Regions from separate parts of the Homo sapiens genome. Here all the other regions are linked to region 2. A link is a contact called in ENCODE Hi-C or POLR2A ChIA-PET data. All regions are on one chromosome and are shown on one strand. Each heading gives the region's core, a stretch centred on a gene start or an enhancer-like site at or near the end of the contact. The rest is flanking DNA. Distances are from core to core; before and after follow the strand shown. Region 1 overlaps RAPGEF2 (Rap guanine nucleotide exchange factor 2). Region 2 has its middle 25 kb from the start of RAPGEF2. Region 3 overlaps RAPGEF2 (Rap guanine nucleotide exchange factor 2).

Region 1 (4,665 bases), core at 1,773-4,272, 97 kb before region 2:
TTTTAGTTTCATTTGTTTGCAGCATCAAGATCTCACTAACAATGTACAGTATGTCGTAATATGATCTTTGGAGAACTGAGAGCAGATTAATATTTCTCCACCTCCTCTCCTGACTGCCTGCCCATACCATATGCTGGTGCAATCCCTCCTATCCTGTATAGACTCTTTGCTGCTTGTACACAACAAAAAATAATGGGGTGGGGGGATTATGTTCCACTGCAGCATGAGAAAAAAGACATATCTTTTTCCTTTAAAAGGGGTTTTGTTTCATATATGAACCTACATATTTAACTGTATTTGGAAGTGGATTGATTCCTTTAAAAAGTCTTTCTTAATGGTCAAGGAAACTGAGGCCAAGACTGTGTCATAATTAGCAGGCCTATGGAGGTTGAGGCCTAAGTGGTAAATGTCTATGGACTTAAACATAAGGAGGAAGAGAAAGGAGCATCTTGCTTAAAGCGACACTGGTCACAGGACCAGAACTGTCCTGATGCCAACATATTCTTCCTTGTTGATCCATCAGAGAGAGGAACTTGGAAAGATAAAAATGAAATTTATCCTTTTGGGCAAAAGATCACTAGCAATGAATTAGAGAGTTACGTCTTGAACATTATTAATAACGGGGTTAAAAGCTAGATTATCCAATGCTCAAATTCACATCTATACCCAAATGGTGAAGGGGCAGAAAAGGGGAAGTTCTGCAAGTTTCATTATGTTTATTGATACGGTATGGTTAAGTGGATATGCTATGGTTAAGCTGCAGTGTTTTATTTAGGAGATCTCAAATACTTCTACACTAAAACATACAAAAGAGCTATCCTAAGAAGGAGAGAGATGTAATAAAAGGAATACAAGCTTTGGAGTCAGATGGGCAGAGTTCAAATCCTGATCCCCACCACTCCCTAGCTGTGTGACCCTGGGTTTGTTAGTGAGACCATATTTGCAAAAGACGGTGAATAATATCTATGCAACTAGGCTGTGTGGCTGAAATTACACATAGTTTCAGTACTGATAGTTTCATGGCAAAATCAGATCCTGGAAAAAAAGGTGATTGAGTTCACTGCCAATGAGATCTGAATAAAAGCACAAGTAATCCTAAGAATATAAAATTTAAAATATTCCTGAGACACTATATATATCAGAATTTTTACAAATTAATGTATCCTTTTATGATGTGTCTGTATGCCAAAAAAAAAAAAAAAAGTTGAATGAATTCTTATAATACTTATAAGGGTCCCTAAATTGTCTGTTTTATAAATCCAGATTTTTATATTAGGTTTAAAGAGAAGTGTACCTGACATATATTTTATCACATCTGTTATAAATATACTTTCCAAATGACATTGGTAAGAAATCTCATATCCTTAAGATTGAGAAAGAGGAGAATGGGGAAATTTTCCAATTTGAAAACAGCCACTTAATTTTTCCTCCAAGAAAGATTGGCTAGGAACATATTTAAGACTGGCAGAGCTGGACAACAAACTGTAAGTATTTTCCTCTCTAATGTAAGTTTACCTTCCATAGCTCAAGACTGTTTTACAACACTTAAAATGAAGTCGTTAAAAAAAATTCTGCATGCATTCCATTAACATTTGGACCTACAGACTTTCTACCTTTAAAACATTCCTTATAATATTTACACTTCACTCTTAACATTGTTTAAAATTACAAGAGGTTTCCCACAAGTTTCAGGTCACATTGGAGTTACTGAAACTGACTTTGAAGACCTAATTTAATTTAGCACCGTTCTTGGATATTTTTTCATCTGTGGATGGTATTAGAAAACAAATTAAAATTTTGTATATATTTTCTTCCAAAATATATCCACACAACTGAAGTATTATTTGAAAAAAACCTGTTATATTGAAGTAATTCAATATAACACATCAGTAGCATATTGTCAGGTTAAACCTTTTTAACATTTTTTTGCAGTATTTCCCAAAATATGCCCCACAGTACCTTGTCCTATACAACATTGTATAGCATATATTTCTGCCAGGTTCACAAACTACATTAAAGTTCATGCAGGAGAGGGACTAATAACTTTACCCACGAATTTCCCAAACAAGGCTAATGCTGTCTTTGAGGTGGGGGCGGAGGGTGCCTGTTACCTCCAGAGCACGTATCTGCTAACACTGTGTCAAGCACACCATGTTCAAACCACCTCGTTCCAAGGCTCCCCACACTGGAATGAAACCCAAACACCAACAACCTCTTGTACCCTTTCCACATGATGACCAGCAGTCTTTGGGTACAGCCTAACACAAAGTCCCTCCAAACACTCTTCCATCCTCCTCTGCTCCAAGACCCCATTTAACACTGGCAGTGAACACTTCCTTTCTGAGCCTCTAAAGTTCTTACCACCTTGACCATTCACATTAGGGCCTTCACATGTGCTCTATGTGGGCACTTTAATAGGTTTGTATTTTATGTCCTCGATCAGAGAAGCACCTTGAACAAAGACACTCGTCTTCTCTTACATCTCTTTCTCAGCTCTGCATCTAGCAACGAACGGTGGATGTGCTGGGTGCAAAGAAAGAAAAGGGCAACATTCCTGCAGGGGTGGTGGTATGCATGATCTTAAGCACTCCCTGAGAACAGGGAGAGAAAGAAATGCAGGAAATGTGTTTTCAATCTGTGTGTTACGGCTTCAGAAAACTCACACCTATACAGGCTGAAATAATTCTGTAAATAACCACAAGGTGGCAGACTGGACCAACCGTCCTTCCTAGAACCCAAAAGCAGTCGCCGGTCTCGCAAGTGAGTCAACACAGAGATGGGGGTTTAAAGCATTCCTGAAGATCATCTTAAAGAATATGATGATTCCTTTCTCTTTATGTCCCTGACGAAAAGGGGCAGGAAGTCGGGAACAAGTCCATCAGCACTCCTATTAAAACTGTTTAACTTCTATCATCCTTAGCAGGGAAATGTTTATTTTAAAACAGCCTCCCCAGATCTTTGTAAAGCACCAGAGCAAATAAAACAAAAATGTCATATCACCAGCCTGCTGAGGTGCTTTGTGCATCCGAGTGACTCATACCCCAGAGTTACATCATCACATACTTTTGAACAATGTAAGAAAAAAAATCCATAGCAGAGTGTATGGTTTTCAAAAAAAAAATTATTATTTTAGAGTTACAATAATTACTTTAACCCTAAATCATATGAAGGCAAAATACTGTTTCTGAACTTACTAATTTACACCCAAAAGAAAAACAATCTCCTAGGATTGTGATTTCATTCAAATTCACATCAAAGCCCAGGAAAACCTGATAATGACATTACTGGTCATTGCTGATAAGGCCCTCGTATATTTCTTCAGCCTCGGATTCCTAAACATTATAAGACACATGTATGGCTTAAACTTTATTAAGACATATGTATGGCTGAGTGCAGCCATATATGTAATCCCCACAAATGGCTTGAGTCCAAGTTTGAAACCAACATGGGAAACACAGTGAGACCCATCTCTATAGAGAAAAAAGAAAACAAAATTAGCCAGGTGTGGTGACGAGCACCTGTGGTCCCAGTTACTGGAGAAGCTGAGGTAGGAGAATCACTTGAGCCCGGGAAGTTAAGGCTACAGTGTGCTGTCACTGTGCCAATGCACTCCATTCTGGGCAACAGAGCAAGACCCTATCTCAAAAAAAAAAAAAAGAAAGAAAGAAAAGACATGTATGAAGAATGCTAGAAGTAAATTATAAAGACTCAAGTCATTCCCTGTTTGTCTAAAACTTCTTCAGGTTTCTTTTCCAGAGGAAAAAAATAAACAAATCAATCAAAAAACTTCCTCAAGTGTTTTCCACTGAAAAAGGCATGCTTTTTTAGACTGAGTTTTTGAACAATTCCTAAACTTGAGACAAAGGTGATTAGTAATTACCTCATTAATTAGCCATAAAAATTACAAAACAGACTTGTAAATTACAACAAAACACTCTTTTATCCCATTCGTCTTCTAATTCAAGTTGGTGTCAGGGAGCCCCAGAGCAGTCAAGTGTCAAGGGACAAGAGCTGAAGAAGGTACCAAGTACTTCATAAATTTTAAGGGACAGATGAAGTATCATCTATAATCTGCATTCTCAAAGAGTTTATCTCTCATTGAAGAAAACACAAGGGTTAAATGATATAGTCACAACAGAAGTCACAGGCAGTTTTTATGATTACCAACTGGGTGTTATGTTTAGCAACCTAAAATGCATACTATGCACCATGTTAATTGTCACGTCCCTGGGAAAAATGATCCCGTAAGCAAGTTTCACTTGTTAAGTTACGATTTTTCATTAGAAGAAGCAACAATTTAGTTTTCACCAAAAACTCATTTTGTTAACAAATAAGAAAAGAGAAAGTGTCCAAAATCAGTTCGCAATTCCTGTTTTCAAGAGTCAGTATAAATATTTCCCCTTCAGAACAATGTATTACACCACCAAGCCTACAGCTTCCCAGAATTGCCATCTCTTAGGCAGCAAAAATACATTTAACAAAAGATATCTTCATTTTAAAAGTATCTTATTTTAATAGACTCTCAGACTGCAATATTTGTAGTCAAATTTTAATTTACATGTGTAGATTAACATACTATATTTGCACTGGTTTTTTCCATCAAAAGTTAGCAGGCTGTGAATGATTACATTTAACATTTAAGTAAAACAACCAAAAACAGAAATC
Region 2 (4,743 bases), core at 699-3,198:
CCATCTTAAAATAAATAAATAAATAAATAAATAAATAAAGTCTTTGTTGTGCATGTATCAGAACGCATATATCTTTTCTAGATTGTAAGCTTCTAGAGGCGAGAGAAAAAGTCTGTACAGTCACTTTGTACATCAAGACATGCCAAAAGACAACTGGGATTCTCACTATTATTCCCATTTCCCATTATTATTATTTGACACTTTTTATTATTATTTGATTATTTGATAATAATGGGAGATGATGGAATAAAGCAAAAGATCATTTTGAGACTGTAGGTGGGATTTAAATGCTAGAGAAGTGCTTCATAGGTAACATAAATAATACAATTAAAATTAAAATGCTTTACTATTTTTACTTTTTTTTCAGCTTGAGAATGCATTAGTGTTTTTTAAAAACACTCTCCTCAAACCCATTTTTCCTATTACTAAAAATCTAATTAAAAGCAGGAAAGAACAATCAAAACCAAAAGGTGATTAAAAGTAAAAAGTAATATCCTGTGACAATTTTCATGTGCCAAATATAGAACTCACATAGAACACCAAATTAAAGCAGAAACCAAATGAAATTCAGGATTCCAAATTTTTGTGCTTTAAATATATGGTTGATCTCTGGCTTGGTAAAACCAAACAATTTGCCATGAAAACAGCCAATACAAAAACCCCAAGTCTTCTTGACTAGAAGACTTCTTGAACAGAAATCAGTATATTTGTCTTAGCCTGCTCAGGCTGCTATAACAAAATACCTGGAACTGGGTAGCTTATAAAAAACAGAAATTTATTTCTCGCAGTTCTGGAAGCTAGAAAGCCTGAGAACAGGGTGTGCACCAGCAGATTCGGTGTCTGGTGAGGATCAGTTTCCTGATTTCTTAGAAGGCAGCTTCTTGCTGTGTCCTCACATGGTGGAAGGGGCAAGGAAGCTCTCTGGAGTCTCTTTTTTTGGCCACTAATTCCATTCATGTGGGTGGAGCCCTCATGACCTAATTGCCTCCCTAAAGGCCACACCTCTAAAAAACATCACTTTGGAGGTTAGGATGTCAACACATGAATTTTGGGAGGGACACAAACACACCATGACAGTGTTTTAAAGTTTCCAGTTATTATTATTATTATTTATTTATTTATTTTTGAGATGGGATCTCACTCTGTCACCCAGGTTGGAGTGCTATGGCATGATCTCAGCTCACTGCGACCTCCACCTCCCAGGTTCAAGTGATTCTCCTGTCTCAGCTTCCTGAGTAGCTGGGATTACAGGCTTGCACCACCACACCCAGCTAATTTCTGTATTTTTAGTAGAGATGGGGTTTCACTGTGTTGGCCAAGCTGGTCTCAAACTCCTGACCTCAAGTGATTCACCCGCCTCAGCCTCCCAAAGTGCTGGGATTACAGGCATGAGCCACCATGCCTGGCCTCCAGTTGGTTTTTACATGACAAATTAGTTTGTCCACTGGATCATATTGATCTAGGAAACTAGGTAATGTTCAAGTTGTGTAGGACCACCTCTATCTCCAATGTCAAGTGAGAAATTTGTCTTTTTACTTCCTGCTTTTCCTTACAATCCACCCACACAATCCCATGTCTTTCCTTACAATCCACCCATGCAGTCATCAAGCTTTCTTCACCTTCTAACCCTCAGCCATTCTCCATTAAATACCCAGGCTTTGGAAGGTTCTCTCAAATTTATTCAGCCTAAGATAAAAAGTGCTGACCAACTTAGTGAAGTGCTTATATGAAAAATATTGGCATTTGAGTAGAGGAAGTCTTGAAGCCCTCAGTGTTTCTCCACTGGGGCACTATTTGCCCTTAGGACAGAGCCATTTCCATGCCAGTAGGAACTCCGCACTCTCATCTTTTCGAAATTCAGAAACTTGGTGTAGAACTAGTGCTATCAAGTTCTAGTCTGGATTCCTGCCAATTGCTTGGGGATTTATTTATTTATTTAAGGGATATTTATTGGAGATGTACTACAAAGCCAGGCACTGTTCTGGATCTCAGAGCAAGCTTTGGTGCTCATGACTGCACAGGAATCATGACGTAAAATACATAATACACTGAAAACTTTCTTTAACAAACATTATTTGTATGCTGTTCTTTCCGATTTTCCCCCTTTACTTTCCATTTAATTTTTGAAGCAAAATCAAAAAAATAAAATCAAAGTTTAGATTTAACTTTCAAATATCTGTCTCCCCAGTCCTCTGCTTTTTTTCACATTTAAAAATATGATTTTTAGAGGTAGCTTGCCTTTTTTTCTATGTTATTTATATATAAACTTGAGACTCTTGATTACATCCCCTCTTTGGTAATTGGAAAAGAAAATGAAAGTGCCACCTGTTTGCTACCGTAATAGCATTGGTTTACATATCTCAGTTTCAGTACTTTATTTGACAGGATATTACTTTGTTCCATTAAATTGAAAGCTTCTGTTTTCATTTTGTTTCCAGTATATTAGTCATCATCACTCTGTTACCTAAGAGTTTCTTTCTAGGTAATTAAAGATCTCTTTGTATCATGCTTTAACACTGAGTTCGAAATGAATTAACCAATGGGACTTTGGTCTCCTGAGTTTGGTAACATCTGCTTTAAGGAAAGAAATTTTTCAATAAATTTTAAAAGTGTAAAAGAAAAATTTGATTATACATTTCTAATACAGCTGGGTTTATAAAGCATGCCATCTTATTAAATAATGAGAGTAATTTATAAGAAAGTATTACTAACCTCAAACGTTGGGTTAGAAACCAAAGAAGCTAACCTTCCCTCCCAAGAAAAACCCTCCTAAGAAAAACACATTAAAAGAAAATCTGGGCCAGGTGTGATGGCTCACACTTGTAATCCCAGCACTTTGGGAGGCCGAGGCGGCAGATCACCTGAGGTCAGGAGTTTGAGACCAGCCTGACCAACATGGAGAAACCCCATCTCTACTAATAATGCAAAAATTAGCCAGGCGTGGTGGCAGGCACCTGTAATCCCAGCTACTTGGGAGGCTGAGGCACGAGAATCACTTGAACCTGGGAGGCGGAGATTGTGGTTGTGGTGAGCCGAGACCGCACCATTGTACTCCAGCCTGCGCAACAAGAGCGAAACTCTGTCTCAAAAAAAAAGAAAATCTGTTTAGGCCAGGCGCAGTGGCTCGCGCCTGTAATCCTAGCACTTTGGGAGGCCAAGGTGGGCAGATCACCTGAGGTCAGGAGTTCGAAACCATCCTGGCCAACATGGCAAAATCCTGTCTCTGCTAAAAATACAAAAATTACCCAGGCATGGTGGCAGGTGCCTGTAATCCCAGATATTCGGGAGGCTGAGGCAGGAGAATCGGTCTAACCTAGGAGGTGGAGGCTGCAGTGAGCCGAGACGGCACCATTACACTCCAGCCTGGGCAAGAGCGAGACTCCATCTCAAAAAAAAAAAAAATCTGTTTAGTGCCAGGAATGGTGATGCATGTCTGTAATCCCAGCGACTCTGGAGGCTGAGGTGGGAGAATCCTTTGAGCCCAGGAGTTTGAGGCTGCAGTGAGCTATGATTGTATTACTATACTCCAACCTGGGCAACAGAGCAAGACTCTATCTCTAAAGAAAAAAAGAAAGAAAAGAAGGAAAAAATTGTTTAAGTATGTTTTAAAGTATTTATTACTGTTTATTACCATTAAAAAATGGACATCAGGACTTTACCCCTACTTTTCCTATATTTTAAATTGTGAACATGTATTCAAACTGTAAATGAAAATAACATGCTTTTATTAGGCATTTAAAATAAAATGCTTTTCATAATATGCTGGGTTTTTTCATGATATGCTGGTTGTCCCATTACTATTCTAGTAACAAGACATTACATAGATAGATATTTCAACTAATAGAAATCAAAACAGCAGTTACAAAAATAGAAGTAACCATGAAATTAATTATAGCTTGCTGTATGCTGTATAATAATAACAGAGTAAACTTATCACCCAGAATTAAAACTATAGGTCAAAAGAGCAATCTTTTGGGAGTTGGTAATCTTTAGCCATCAGTGAAAGTGTTAGAATGACACAGACCAAGGTTTGAGGATAAGTTTTAATGCTTATTGGAAGTGTGATCTTGTTTTAATAACCCTCTGAGCTGCAAGTTCTTCACCTGTAAAATCGGGACAATAGTGTCTGACTCACAGTTGTTGGGAGAATTAACATGTGTGAAGCACATAGTACACAGTACCCTATAAATGTCAGCATCATCCTCATCATCACCACCGTCCCCATCATTAGAGAAACTAAAAGCCAACTATTGGTTTAAAGGCCTAGTTAGTGGCAAAATCTTCTTGATTACATGGAAAAAAAATTAGTGCCACCAGCCAGGGTTTTTTTTCTGCTGTAAATGGTGAAGCAAAAGTTTTAGCATTATCCAACGCTCATGGATGTTCATCACTGTAAACTGTGAGCCCTCATTACAAAATACTGAAGAGCTTTCAGAATTTAAAAAAAAAAAAAAGATGAGTCAAATTATGTTCTGCTTGATGCTTGATAGTCATGGCATCACTATTTTAATTGGATCTAAAAATGTGAATGTTGGTGATTTATGCATAGTGGAAGTCCCTGAGTATTGGTCTATGACACATCCTGTCACCAGATATGATTGCTTTGTCCTACACGCTGTTGGCACAGATGAAGTTAAAGTGACCAAGATTATCACACAGGATTCAAATCCAAGTTGGCCCACCTCTAAAAGCTTTCATTATGCCACGCTGTCTCTTTGAATTTTTTCCAGGCCACTCATCTAC
Region 3 (4,413 bases), core at 1,811-4,310, 120 kb before region 2:
GCTCATGCCTGTCATCCCAGCACTTCGGAAGGCAGAGGTGGGTGGATCACGAGGTCAGGAGATCGAGACCATCCTGGCTAACACGGTGAAACCCCGTCTTTACTAAAAATGCAAAAAAAATTAGCCGGGCATGGTGGCGGTGCCAGTAGTCCCAGCTACTCGGGAGGCTGAGGCAGGAGAATGGCGTGAACCCGGGAGGCGGAGCTTGCAGTGAGGCCAAGATTGCACCACTGCACTCCAGCCTGGGTGACAGGGCGACACTCTGTCTCAAAAAAAAAAAAAGATCCTGCCCAACTGTAGGCTAATGTAAGTGTTCTGAGCATGTTTACAGTAGCCTAAGTGTATGTGTCGGTTCTCACACTGCTATAAAGAACTACCTGGGACTGGGTAACTTGAAAAGAGGTTTAACTGGCTCACAGTTCCGCAGGCTGTACAGGAAGCATGACTGGGGACACCTCAGGAAACTTACAATCATGGGGGAAGGCGAAGGGGAAGCAAGCATGTTTTACCATGGTGGAGCAGAAAAGAAAGCAAAGAGGGAAGTGCTACACATGTTTAAACCACCAGATCTCATGAACACTCATCCACTATCATGAGAACAGCATAGGGGAAATCTGCCCCCATGATCCAATCACCTCCCACTAGGTCCCTCCCCCAATGGCACAACAATTTGACATGAGATTTGGGTGGGGACACAGAGCCTAACCATATCATTAGGCTAAGCAATGATGTTCAGTAGGCTAGGTACGTTAACTGCATTTTGACTTAGGATGTTTTCAACATATAGTGGGTTTATTGGGATGTAACCACATTGTAAGACAAGAAGTAAGTGTAGTGGTAGTAATAATAATAAATATCTAAGACTAACACTGAGATTCTATTCTATCTAGTAGTTCTCAGGCCCTGATGTGCAAATGAATCACCTAAGATGTTAATTTAAAATGCATCTATCCCACCCAATTCCCCAGTTTCTGATCATTAGATAGGAGATCCATCAAAGTGACTTTTAAACAAATATCCTGGATGTTTCTTACACATGGGGCTGGCCAACTCTGAAAAACTTTCAGAAAAAATGGTCTCAATATGAACTCCCAAGAGGAACAAATGGCAGGAAAAAAAGTACAACTCTATTAATATCCATGCAACTAGGTACATACATTGTATTAATCAGTGCTATTTTAATTTTTCCTCAAATAATTTTTTTTTAAAATTATGAGCAAAGGAGCCCCTTCAAGTGTTGCTGAAATGCCAAAGCTTAATCCTGAAAGAACCCTGACTGAGGATTTCCAAATAACCTGACACTACCAGTACTGGGCAAAAAACAGAAATCTGAAGACTAAAGAGGTTCGTATAGGAAAGCAGTACTTGCGAGTCTCTCTAATCAGGGGAATTCACGCTTACAGAAGACCAAATCCTTCTTAGAATCTCAGAATTTGACCACAGGATCTTGAGCTAGGAACCACAATGGACAACTGATTTCATTTCAATACATCTCATCCCACAATGGACAAAACGGAAGTCACAAAAGCCCTGGTTTATAACGAGAAACTCTAAAAGGCTCCTGTTTCTGTTTTTCATCAACAGGAAGGAAATTAACGAGGCCAAACAAAACCAAATACAGACCATTATAAAATGATCAGTTCACCTTCCAATGTAAACAGATAGAAAGCCTCTGGGGCAATCAGAACTGTATGATCCCCGCTGAGCATTATCCCAAGTCTAAACAAAGAATAATGGGCATGAGGGAAATACTTGATCTGACCCCCTCACCTCTCCCACCTTCCTTCCTACTACCCCTCAACATAACCTGCTGCTCCTGACAGGCTGCTTTCCTTCTGTTCATTCCAACTCTGCCATGCTGTTCAAGATGTTTACCTCTCTCCATCTACCCTCTACATCCCACTGTACCTTAAGAGATGGCTCAAAAACTACTACTTTAAGAAAATCTTCTCACTCACTGTTTTCCAAACTCTAAAATACTTAGCCCATCTAATTTCATTGTTTTATGTTTTTCTGTAATGATTTCTTATTCCTGAGCATCTTCTTCCAACTACAATGAACTTCCTTTCAAGGCAGGAACTGCGCATCATGCCTAGTAGAAGCTGGGAAACATTTCAGTGATCATTTGCTCAGGTAAATCGGATCAGATGACATCCTTCTGATGAACCCCATGGTCCTTCACAGGAGAAGGTCCAAACCCCCTGGCAGAGCCCATGAAGGAAGCAGGAAATGCTGTGCAAAGAGCGCAGGTTCTGGAGCACAGATTCCTTCTTCCACGCTAGCCACGTGATCGTGGTAAAGTCAAATTCTGAGATTCTAGTTCCTCAACTGCAAAATGGAAGACATTGATGCCTTCTTCACAGAGCTCCTTTTATTTAATGAAACAATATATATGCAGTACCTTGCATGATGGTAACAAAAAATACTAGTTCTCTTCATCTTCCTCATCTCCTTTCCTCTCTTACGATCGTCTCTGAAAGGACCAACCTACAGCTTTGCTTTCTGCTCCCAACCCCAACATTCCTTATGCTGCAAACTTCATCCTGTTCGGCCAGGCCACACATTTTTTTTTCCACCTATGCCACAAAGGTTTTGAACAAACCTGCAGTCTAGCTTCTAAATAGTATATTTTCTCTTGTAAATTTATTACTCATCCTTCTAGTTCCAGGTTAACTATCACCTCCTCTGAGAAGTGTTTTGGTATATTCCAAGGAAAGTGAGTCGCTTTCTTCCAGCTTCCCAGTGCCCTGTGTACATGCTCACGTGACGCAGGTGCCAGAACGTCATAATTATTCACATTGGGAGTTTCTCCTCAATAGTTTTTAAACTCCTCTAACTCTTAAGTACCCCCAATATATACACTACATAATGCTTGATTGGCACTCAAATATTTTCTTAATAAGTAAATTAATGAACTGAATAGACAGGAACCCAGGTAAGGTATTAAAGTGCTTGAAAGTCAAAGATGTGAACTTCAGTTTACCAGTAAATGGAAAAATGGAGCCAGGATCTAAGAGCCTCCTCGGCAATATCCTAGAGATCCACAAGGTGGCACTCTCTCCATGGGAAAGAGCTGTGTGTGCCGCTCCACATTCTCATTTAAGGAGGTGGCCAGTAAATGCAAGCGATCAAGTTGAAGTTGACAAGGGAACTGAAAGAACAAAAAACTACTAAGTCCAAAGAAAACTGATTAAATCAGCAAAGACAATTATTAGAGGGCAAGAAAATAACTGTGAAAATGCTACTTCATTCAGCTGTTAATACAATGTGAAAACTTAAGTGAGGCCCAGTCAGCCAAAAAGGTTGCTCATGGAGGCCAGGCACAGTGGCTCACGCCTGTAATCCCAGCACTTTAGGAGGCAGAGGCAGGTGGATCACCTGAGGTCAGGAGTTTGAGATCTACCTGGCCAACATGGTGAAACCCCGTCTCTACTAAAAATACAAAAATTAGCCAGGCATGGTGGTGGGTGCCTATAGTCCCAACTATTCGGGAGGCTGAGGCAAGAGAATCGCTTGAACCCAGGAGGCGGAGGTTGCAGTGGGCCAAGATCATGCCACTGCACTCCAGCCTGGGCAACAAGAGCAAAACTCCGCCAAAAAAACGAAGAAAGAAAGAAAAGCCAAGGGGGACTGACAAGGAGAGAAAAGAGAGTTGAAAGAAAACAGAGCGGCAGGCGTTGCGGAAGTGGCTGTGGGTAAAGGATGCTGATCCTAGAAGACCATCAGCTCAAAACAAGACTCCCAACAGCCACAAACATGGCCATCTAAGTTTTGGGGGGTTTTCGGGAGTGGAGAAGCAATAAACAGAAACAGAAAGAATGGTGCCCATGCAAAATCTAAGCAAACTGGAACTAGAAGTTAGTGCTTTCCCAGATGATCCTGACAAAATATGAAACAAGGAGGGTGTATGGGGTACAAGAAGAGACTCCTCCCACTCTAGCAGAGCAAGTGCAATATGGCCAAGCCTGAAGCGGCCCAGGGGAGTGAGGAAGCTCCTCTAAATGCTTCACATGGACAGCATTAACAAGGTCATTAAAACAGAGAAGCAAAAAGATGGCGATTGCTTTGTGAGAAAGAATAGGCAAAATGTCCAGAAACAGTGGCTGAGCCGAGCACACGACACAGCTATCTGAGACAGGTTCGGCACAACTGAGAACCACATATAGCATCAAATACCAATTTTGGTGCTATTTTAGAAAGGTCACTTTATACTATCCAGGATGTAATACCGCACAGTATCACATTCAAAAGACAAAGCTGTTGGCATCTGGAGAAAAGGAGACAGGAATCATCATCGAGGGCTATTGATCACATGCCTATAAAACAAGAAAGTGAAATAAAATGAAGACTAACAAAGGTTCCAATAACTACATGGGGACCACAAGGAACTCCAGAGGGCCAGCCACCCATGAC

What was found. A loop is a pair of places that touch in the nucleus more often than their neighbours do. ChIA-PET counts read pairs that join two places held with the same protein, here RNA polymerase II (POLR2A). Pooled maps may share reads with other maps.
Region 1: a map with no recorded cell type shows a loop between it and region 2 (7-fold over the local background). The contact joins two enhancer-like sites. A Hi-C loop is called at or near these places in 1 of 168 maps with a recorded cell type or tissue (PC-9), 12 of 37 single-sample maps with no recorded cell type and 14 of 50 pooled maps. POLR2A ChIA-PET finds 5 or more read pairs at or near these places in 5 of 52 experiments (GM10248, GM12878, H1 and 2 more).
Region 3: a map with no recorded cell type shows a loop between it and region 2 (6-fold over the local background). The contact joins two enhancer-like sites. A Hi-C loop is called at or near these places in 4 of 37 single-sample maps with no recorded cell type and 11 of 50 pooled maps. POLR2A ChIA-PET finds 5 or more read pairs at or near these places in 1 of 52 experiments (activated naive CD4-positive, alpha-beta T cell).

Annotation. Positions count from the first base shown.
Region 1 is chr4:159,173,753-159,178,417 of GRCh38, reverse strand. The region is part of intron 1 of RAPGEF2 (Rap guanine nucleotide exchange factor 2); the gene reads right to left. Among named protein-coding and RNA genes, the nearest start is that of MIR3688-1, 47 kb to the right of the region's middle. RefSeq lists an enhancer at 2,300-3,032. Within about 2 kb of position 3,022, at least 14 of the 41 ENCODE cell types and tissues checked have a DNase peak (open chromatin) inside an H3K27ac peak, as active enhancers do.
Region 2 is chr4:159,075,501-159,080,243 of GRCh38, reverse strand. It overlaps a transcript of SPMIP2 not described here. Among named protein-coding and RNA genes, the nearest start is that of RAPGEF2, 25 kb to the left of the region's middle. RefSeq lists an enhancer at 2,344-2,493. Within about 2 kb of position 1,948, at least 5 of the 41 ENCODE cell types and tissues checked have a DNase peak (open chromatin) inside an H3K27ac peak, as active enhancers do.
Region 3 is chr4:159,201,803-159,206,215 of GRCh38, reverse strand. The region is part of intron 3 of RAPGEF2 (Rap guanine nucleotide exchange factor 2); the gene reads right to left. Among named protein-coding and RNA genes, the nearest start is that of MIR3688-1, 75 kb to the right of the region's middle. Within about 2 kb of position 3,060, at least 3 of the 41 ENCODE cell types and tissues checked have a DNase peak (open chromatin) inside an H3K27ac peak, as active enhancers do.